3 separate regions of the Homo sapiens genome follow, and all the other regions are linked to region 2. Evidence: chromatin contacts called from ENCODE Hi-C or POLR2A ChIA-PET data. All regions are on one chromosome and are shown on one strand. Each heading gives the region's core, a stretch centred on a gene start or an enhancer-like site at or near the end of the contact. The rest is flanking DNA. Distances are from core to core; before and after follow the strand shown.

Region 1 (2,700 bases), core at 142-2,641, 370 kb after region 2:
TGGCCATTCCCAACTGGAATCCGGCTGGGAGGAAAGGGGCTGGCCGGGGCCTTGCAAGGCAGGGGAAACATGTTGTTCACTTTTTTGTTTTGTATGGTTGGTTTTTAAGTGAAATTTGAGATTTAAAAAAAGTTAAACGAAACAAAACAAGGCGCTTTGGGCAGCACCACGGACCCATACTGGCCTCTGGGACTAGCAACAACAGCTGCTGGACACTTTTCTGTGCCAGCAAAAGCTGGCGTCTTCAGGGACAGTCCACTCTTAGATGGCCCCCGCCCTAGCCCTCCAGCACGCCACCCCTGCTACCTTTGGGTTCCAGGCCATTGGAGTTAAAGTGCATCCTCTTCTGACACTCCGTACAGCTCATCAGGAACCGGGTCACGGCCTCTCTCGGGAGGAAGGCATAGGTCTCTGCGATCTGGAGGAGAGAAGAGCTTCGCTTGTTATATGGATCTGTGGGGAGGCAACTTGGCCATGGGGTCACCAAGGTCTGAGCTTTGGTGGCAGGTGCTTCGGCTCTTGCAAGGAAAGTCAGGGATTTGAGGAGCAAGGGACAGGTGTCCTGGATTCTCAGCTGTGGCAATGAGACAGTACTTTTGTGGAAAACCATTTGTTTTAAAAATCGCAATAAAGGAGGTTAAAAATTGAAAAAGCAAACCCTTTAAACATTATCTAGTCTTTAACCTATATTCTAATAAGTAACATTCCTCAGAACATTTTATTGCTGCTACAAAAAAATGGGCTTACAAACATTGCTCTAGCGTAGGGTGAGCAGTTCCCCTCTTAGAGATGGATAGACTGAGACCCACAGATAAATTCACTGCCCCAGGCCCATACACAGAACCAAAGGTCCTACAAGCCATCTCCTGTGATCACTGACAGGTCAAGAACCTTCTTAGGAAGAGCTGTGAAGGGCTAGTACCAGGCATCAGACTTTTCAAACTAGACAGGCTCTGCAGGACCCCCATGTTCCAGGCAACTATGGCTTGGAGAGGTGAGCTGACTCCCCAAGGTCACAAGGAATTTTCAAGGCAGTGCCAGACTAAACCCCATGTTCCAGGTCACACCACTCCACAGTTGCCTCCAGAAGGCCTCCCCTAGTTGAGGAGGAGGACAGGGATGCAGAGGGCTGGGGGAGAGACACAAAGAAGGGAGGGAACATGAAAAAAGGGCTGGGTGGGGGAGTGGGGAAGAAGTGGCTGTGGGCCTAGGTGTCCAGCCCTTTCCTCTTGCTCTGGGTTTTGGAAAAGCCACTGACCCTGATTTAGCTGTCTGGTGGGGCCAAAGAGTCCCTTCAGTCCCAGGTTCCCTGGGCTGAGACTGCCCAGTTACTGGTTTTCCATGTGCTTCCTGGAGCCTGGGTCCTCCCGCACCTCTCCACTAAGGGGCAGCATCACCCAAGCGTTCCGCTGTCCTCGCCGCAGCCCGCAGCCGGGCTGGGAAAGTTGGCCAAGGGTGAGGGGCTGCTCTGCGCTGCGCTTGGCCCCGCCTTCCCACAGCAACTGCAGGGGTTTGCTCCTTTAGAAATGCACGAATGTCCTTCTCCATCTCTGTGATGGCTGGAGGGTAGAGGTGGGCTAGGGCGGGGCTGGGGAGTGGAGTTGTGGGGGGATGCAGAAGGCTTGGGGTGTCCCAGGCTGTGGCTGGGCTCTTGGAGGACCAGCTCAGGCACAGCTTCCAGCTCAGCCCACTGGCAGAGTCCAGGGGCCACTCTTGCCAGCTGCAAATGCGAAGTTAATTTTGGTGACACAATTGTTATTTCTCAGCTGATTTGATGCTCTGTGGAGCAGGCAGGCTCCTTGATGAGTTATCTCCCTTCCAAATTCCCTGTCTGATTGCCTTCCTCTGGAGGTCAGGGACAAGGGCAAACCCCAGTGTCTCTGACTGGAGCAGCGGATGGGAGAGCAACATCAGGGATGCAGCTGGTCCTTGTCAGGTGTCAGGTCCGAGGGATGGGGCTTTTCTGCCATGCACACAGAGAGCTTCATCCCTAGCCCAGGCCAGGATAAATGTGGCCACCACTCTACCCCTGGAGAGGGAGCCATTCCTGTGCCCTCAGTAGGCCAGGCAGCAAGAAGGGCCCTGCCCATCCTGTGTGCAGCCCTCAGCAGAGCAGCCCAGGGCTGCCTGGAAGTCTGGGGGCACGTTCCTCTCAGGCCAGCTGGGTCTGGAGAGAGATGTCTGGCTGAAGGGTGGCAGCTGCAGGAGCAAGTGTGCAGGAGGGAAGGGCGTGTGCTAGGCAGAGCAGAGGGCTGTGGCTGACTTGGGCCGACAGATGCCCCTCGGCTCCCCTGAGACGTGGCACCCTAGGTCAGGCCTCAGGAGAGCTCAGTGGAGGGCCCGGGGGAGGGTTGCACAGTCAGCTGGGAGAAGAGGGCCAGGTCCCTACCATGAGGGCAGCCCTACTAAGCTACCCAAAGCTTGCCTGCTCACCTGCCAATGGGCAGAGAAATATTTTTTAAAGGGCTCAGGGGGTCCTCCTGGCCTGGCTGCTCTGCTGAGGGCTGCACACAGGATGGGCAGGGCCCTTCTTGCTGCCTGGCCAGCTGAGGGAATAGGAATGGCTCCCTCTCCAGGGGTAGAGTGGTGGCCACATTTATCCTGGCCTTGGCAGGGACCCCAGCAGTGTGCAAAGGCTGGCTGGCGTGCCACAGGGAGGGGAGTGCTGAGCACACACCTTCTGGCCCTGGGTCCCATTGA
Region 2 (2,700 bases), core at 135-2,634:
GTGGAGGTGGTGAGGGGTTGTCTTTAACATCGCCAGGCCTCAGTGTCCTCATTAAAAGGAATAATGGTAGACTTTCCTTCCAGACTTGCGTGAGGATTAGGTGAGACAAGGTACATAGGAACCCAGCATCTGCCACCCCAAGACTCAGAGCTTCACCATCCTTCTAGGCAGTTTGGGTTGGGGCCCAGACATACGTGTTTTGTTAAAGTTGTTTTTTAGGGTTTTTGTGTGTGTGTGAGACAGAGTCTTGCTCTATTACCCAGGCTGGAGTGCAGTGGCATGACTCGGCTCACTGCAACCTCTGCCTCCCGGGCTCAAGCAATCCATCTGTTTCAGCCTCCCAAGTAGCTGGGACCACAGGTGCGTACTACCACGCCTGGCTAATTTTTTGTAAAGACAGGGTTTCACCATGTTGCCCAGGCTGGTCTCAAACACCTGAGCTCAAGCGATTCTGGAGGTAATTTTTCTCCCCCTCAAAAAAAAAATTTTTTTACATATGTATATATTGGGTAGTTAACGTGTTCTTTTTTTCTTTTTTTTGAGACGGAATCTCGCTCTGTCGCGCAGGCTGGAGTGCAGTGGCACGATCTCTGCTCACTGCAACCTTTGCCTCCCGGGTTCAAGCAATTCTCCAGCCTCAGCCTCCCGAGTAGCTGAGACTACAGGCATGAGCCACCACACCGGCTATTTTTTGTATTTTTAGTAGAGACGGAGTTTCGCCATGTGGGCCAGGCTGGTCTCAAACTCCTGACCTCAGGTGATCCACCTACCTCGGCCTCCCAAAGTGCTGGGATTGCAGGCATGAGCCACCACGCCTGGCCAGAGTAGTTACCGTGTTCTCAGTGATGAGAGTACATCAGAGAACAAGGTAGACACACTCCTCCCAAGGAGCTCACAGTCTTTTGGGGATAGGCGGATATTGATCAGGTAGCCAAAATATGTAATTACGAACTGGGATGAGAGCAAGAAGGGGCAGTATTAGGGACCTGAGAGGGCATAGAACAGAGTCCTGCTCAGTCTGAGGGTCAGGGAATACTTTCTGGAAGGAATGATGCTTGAGCAGAGTCTGAAAGACAAGGAGGGCTTAAGAGCTTCTGGTCTGGGGGCCCCACCGGGACAGGTAGGGGAGGTCCCTGGATGCTGCTCCTCAACCCGGCCCCTCTTGCTCCAGACGGCAACTCTGTACCCTGGTGTGGTTTTTGGCATCTGCTTCGTATTGAATTGCTTCATTTGGGGAAAGCACTCATCAGGAGCGGTAAGTGCCTCCCCTACCCTTCCAGCCCCTCCCCAGCAAGCGAGGACCAGTTGCACTCAGCCCTACTCCCAAAAGCCACTTCCTGCCATTCCCTTCCCTTTTCTGAGTCCCCAGAGTTACGTTCCCAGCCATGAGGGCAGAGGGCCAGCTGGGGTTTCCCCAGCCCTGCCCTTGGTGTGTCATGCCCTGGCCCTGGCCTTCCTGTGAGATCTTTCAGTCAACTGACCCAAGCCCACTTCTCTAAAGGGAGGTTTCCACAGTCCAGCGGCCAACTGGGGAATTTCCCTTTGTCTTAACCAAGAGTGAGCTGCCCAGTGTGAGTTTATTAGGTCATTATCCCAAAGCAAGCCTGTCCTCCTCAGTGTCCCTGCCCCTCAGCACCAGCCCCTGCAGGTGGAGGAGAGAGGAAAGGAAGGATCAGGTTGTATTACCCTTAGAGCTGGGAATCCTGCCAGCCCCAGTCCAGTGTGTTACTAGCAGCTGTCCAAGACTCACTGAGGAGGATTTTGAACTCAGTTGTGGGGAGGGGGAGTGGGGTCTTGGTCAATTAGCAGGACTGCAGTTGAGATGTGGCAGGCATTTTGCTATCCTAGCCTTAGCACGTAGAGCCCTCTGCCCTCCACCTGGGGGTGGCGGTAAAGGTCCTTGCATGAGGCTTCACGTCCAGGCTTACAGAGGAGGGGTTTCTTTCCCAGCAACTTAGGAAGCCACCCTCAAGACACAGTCATGCCCTTCCTCTCACTTCACCTTTTTTATCCCTGTGTTCCTTCTCCCTTTGAGCATTTTCCTCCCAGTTACCAGCTGCTCATTATAAACATTCACTGTAGAAATTTTGGAAAGTGCAGAGAAGTTAAAGAAGAAATTTAAAATAACCCCAAATCTGCTCACCCAGAGATAAATACAATGTAGGTCTTTAATATATGTTGTCTTTTTTCCTTTTTATAGATATACTTACAAAAGAATTACATAATTTAAAATTTATAAAATAACAGCAAACATTTATATGATGCTTGCTTTGTAGTAATACTGTTCTAAACACTTTATATATATATTTCTTTTTATGTGATTCTTGTAAAAAGTAAGTGTAGAGAAGAGGATAAAGAAGAAAATGAAAAATCAGTTCTAATCCCCCATATCCCATCTAAGGAAGTATTGTTAGCTCTTTGGTATAGGCCTTTCCAGGCACAAATATAAATAGATACAGTTGTCCCTTGGTATTCATAGGGGATTGGTTCCAGGACCCCTGAAGATACCAAAATTCAAGGATGCTCGAGTCCCATATATAAAGTGGCATAGTGTTTACGTACACACATCCTGTATATTCTGACTCTTCTCTAGATTACTTAAAATACCTAATACAATGTAAATGCTATGTAAATAGTTGTTATACTATATTGTTTTTTAATTTGTATTGTTGTATTTTTTGTTTGTTTGTTTTGAGACAG
Region 3 (2,700 bases), core at 23-2,522, 330 kb before region 2:
TAAGATGCAAGGGGACACCTCGAGGGGGATTGAGTTCCAGGCTGTTCCCTCAGAGAAATCCGAGGTGGGGCAGGCCCTCTGTCTCACAGCCAGGGAGGAGGACTGCTTCCAGATTTTGGGTAGGCCAGGGGCAGGTGGGGGCTGGGGCTGCCCTGGGGCCAGGGGGAGGGAAGGGGGCTGTCAGTCCCAAGTCTACCTATTCGGAGGTCTGAACTGCCCTGAGCCAAGCCTTACCCAGGCCCATTCATCTAAGGGTCACACAACTCCAGAAAGTATTCCTTTTTTAACGTATGTTTATTCATTTGTTTATTTGTTTTAAAAGATAGGGTCTTGCTACGTTGCCCAGGCTGGCTTCAAACTCCCAGCCTCAAGTGATCCTCCCACCTTGGCCTCCCGAGTAGCTGGGACTACAGGCGTGTACAACCATACCTGGCTTTCTTCAATCTTATTTTTTAAGATGTATTTTTATTTTTAAATTTAGTATTCCCTTTTGATAGATGGGGAAAGGAAGGCTCAGAAAAAGGAAAATGAAGTGCCCAAACATATCCAGTGAAGACAGGATTTGAACCTGTCAGGCCACCCAGACTCCAGAACCCACTTTTGAGTTTTTTCTACTTTGACTAAAATGAAGTTAAAAAAAAGAAAAATCAGGCAGATTATTGGAGCAACACAAACTCCCTGGGCAATGGAATTTGGAGTCAATCTGTAGAAGGGCTCAAATGCCAGGCTTAGTAGCTAAACTGTATAGTGGGGTGGGGTCGTGGGAGCTATAGAGGGCTCATGCGCTGAGGAGCACAGGTGCCTGTGTGTGGGAGCAGTGACCAAGGAAGCTGGGCATGTGCAATGGGGCAGGACTGTGGAGTGGCCTTCATTGATGATTAGACAAGCAGCCCGTGGCTTGTTCATGGGCTGCAGAGAGCACTGAGTGTGAGTGAGCTTGGCCAGCAGGTGAATAGGGAAAGGGCCTGGGCAGGGGTGCGGCAGGGCTGGGGGTGGGGTGAGATGGGGTCAGGAGAACCCAGAGTGTCCTGACACCCCCCTGCCTCCAGGCTGAAGTGCCCTGGGAGACCCGCCAGCCTGCCTGGTGAGCGGCACCGTGCCACCCAGACAGGGTGGGAGGACCTGGCGGCTGGGCGGCAGCCAGGAGCCCTGCCTCCGCCCCTAGCAGCCGCAGAGACCTCCGCCCCGCCCCGAAATCGCATCCTAGAGTGACAGGATCTGAACCACCTCCAAAGGCCGTTTGATTTATCACCAGCCCGGCTTCCCTGCCGCCTCTTGCTATTTATAAAGAGGTTTCCATTCCTGATGACCGCCTGCCGGCCTGCCAGCCTTCAGGGCGAGCGGTTCCCCACACTTGCCGCTAGGTGGCGCCCTCTCCCCACCAAACAGCACGGTCCCCGGTCCCGCCCCGCCATGGGTGGTCTGGCCAGATTGCGGTGTTATTAGGATGGAGGGTGGGCAGGTCCCACCACCTACCCCATTATTCAGACATAGCAACCCCACTGCCTGGCATTCCGCTTTATAGCTGCTGTGTTTGATTGTTTTTGGTGGAAATGCAGATAGCTTGGGATGGAGTCCTTGTGTCTTATAATGCAGAGGGTCCAAAAAGTCCAAGCTCCCATCCCGTTTGTTCTGCCAGGAGAAGCTGGTCCTCCCTGATAGGAGTGTTGTGTTGGTGGCAGAACTGATATTGGAAACTGGGCCCCATAGCCCCTATCCTGGAGCCAGGTGTCCCCCAGGTATCACTTGGTGAACTTAACTTCCCTAGATGGGGCCCAGGCCAGCAGGAGGGGTGGTGCCAAGGGGAATCCTCAGCAGCCCCTGGCACTGACCATGAGGGCTGTGCTCTGTCCCCCAGATGATTGCCCGCCACCTCCGGCCCCCTTCCCTCACCGCATGGTGGAGCTGAGGACCGGGAATGTCAGCAGTGAATTCAGTATGAACTCCAAGGAGGCGCTCGGAGGGTGAGATCTGGGACCCCAGCTGGGCACTCATGGACAGAGAGTACACCGGGCTCCTGTGGCTTCACATTTCCCCTGTGCAAGGCCCAGACACACACCCCGCTGAGACATGGCCACATGGACATGTTCACCTCTGTGTGGGACACACACTGTGTGCAGCTGTCACATGCTGATGTGCACTCAGTGTTGCTGTCACTTACTCAGACGCACCGTCAGCCATTCAGTGCTTCCGTAGGAAATACACAGCATTTTTCTGTCTGTCTCAGCTCCAGGCACCACACTGACCCCCTCATGGTGATTCCTGCTTTGTAAAAAGCCCTGACTCAGTCTTATACCTCTGCAGATCCTCCCTCTGCCTGAAGGTGCCCTCCCCCAGGGCCCAGGGCCTGCCTGCCCTAAACCTCTAAGGGTCGCATCCCAGGGCCATCCTCCCTACACGCCTGCTCTTCCTGTGCACGTGGTCTGTGTGGTTCAAAGAACCTGCTTCAGCCATTGTCCTGGCAGAACAGCTCACAGCTTCAGGAGGGAGTCAGGGCTGGCTGGGGTGAGTGCTCCCATCTCACCAAAGGGGATCCAGAGGCACCACTGGGTCTGGGACCAAGTTAGGATCAGAGCAAAGGATGCCACTGACCCCGGTGGGCTCTGGGGTCCCCTCACTTACAGCCTCTTCTCTTTCCAGTGGCAAGTTTGGGGCAGTCTGTACCTGCATGGAGAAAGCCACAGGCCTCAAGCTGGCAGC

What was found. Hi-C counts contacts between places; a loop is a spot of excess contacts on that map. ChIA-PET counts read pairs that join two places held with the same protein, here RNA polymerase II (POLR2A). Pooled maps may share reads with other maps.
Region 1: a loop to region 2 is called in a map of PC-9, with 8 times the contacts of the local background. The contact joins two enhancer-like sites. A Hi-C loop is called at or near these places in 1 of 168 maps with a recorded cell type or tissue (PC-9) and 4 of 50 pooled maps. POLR2A ChIA-PET finds 5 or more read pairs at or near these places in 1 of 52 experiments (naive thymus-derived CD4-positive, alpha-beta T cell).
Region 3: a loop to region 2 is called in a pooled map, with 2.4 times the contacts of the local background. The contact joins two enhancer-like sites. A Hi-C loop is called at or near these places in 2 of 50 pooled maps.

Annotation. Positions count from the first base shown.
Region 1 is chr20:32,520,505-32,523,204 of GRCh38, forward strand. It overlaps NOL4L (nucleolar protein 4 like), which reads right to left. Exons shown (of 11, transcript NM_001256798.2): 3 at 307-418. Among named protein-coding and RNA genes, the nearest start is that of NOL4L-AS1, 39 kb to the right of the region's middle. Within about 2 kb of position 1,392, at least 5 of the 41 ENCODE cell types and tissues checked have a DNase peak (open chromatin) inside an H3K27ac peak, as active enhancers do.
Region 2 is chr20:32,153,932-32,156,631 of GRCh38, forward strand. It overlaps TM9SF4 (transmembrane 9 superfamily member 4), which reads left to right. Exons shown (of 18, transcript NM_014742.4): 13 at 1,172-1,255. Among named protein-coding and RNA genes, the nearest start is that of TM9SF4, 46 kb to the left of the region's middle. Within about 2 kb of position 1,385, at least 20 of the 41 ENCODE cell types and tissues checked have a DNase peak (open chromatin) inside an H3K27ac peak, as active enhancers do.
Region 3 is chr20:31,821,619-31,824,318 of GRCh38, forward strand. MYLK2 (myosin light chain kinase 2) reads left to right here. Exons shown (of 13, transcript NM_033118.4): 4 at 1-119; 5 at 1,859-1,964; 6 at 2,641-2,700. Among named protein-coding and RNA genes, the nearest start is that of MYLK2, 3.6 kb to the left of the region's middle. RefSeq lists enhancers at 1,093-1,152, 1,620-2,147, 2,148-2,674 and a silencer at 1,453-1,502. Within about 2 kb of position 1,273, at least 8 of the 41 ENCODE cell types and tissues checked have a DNase peak (open chromatin) inside an H3K27ac peak, as active enhancers do.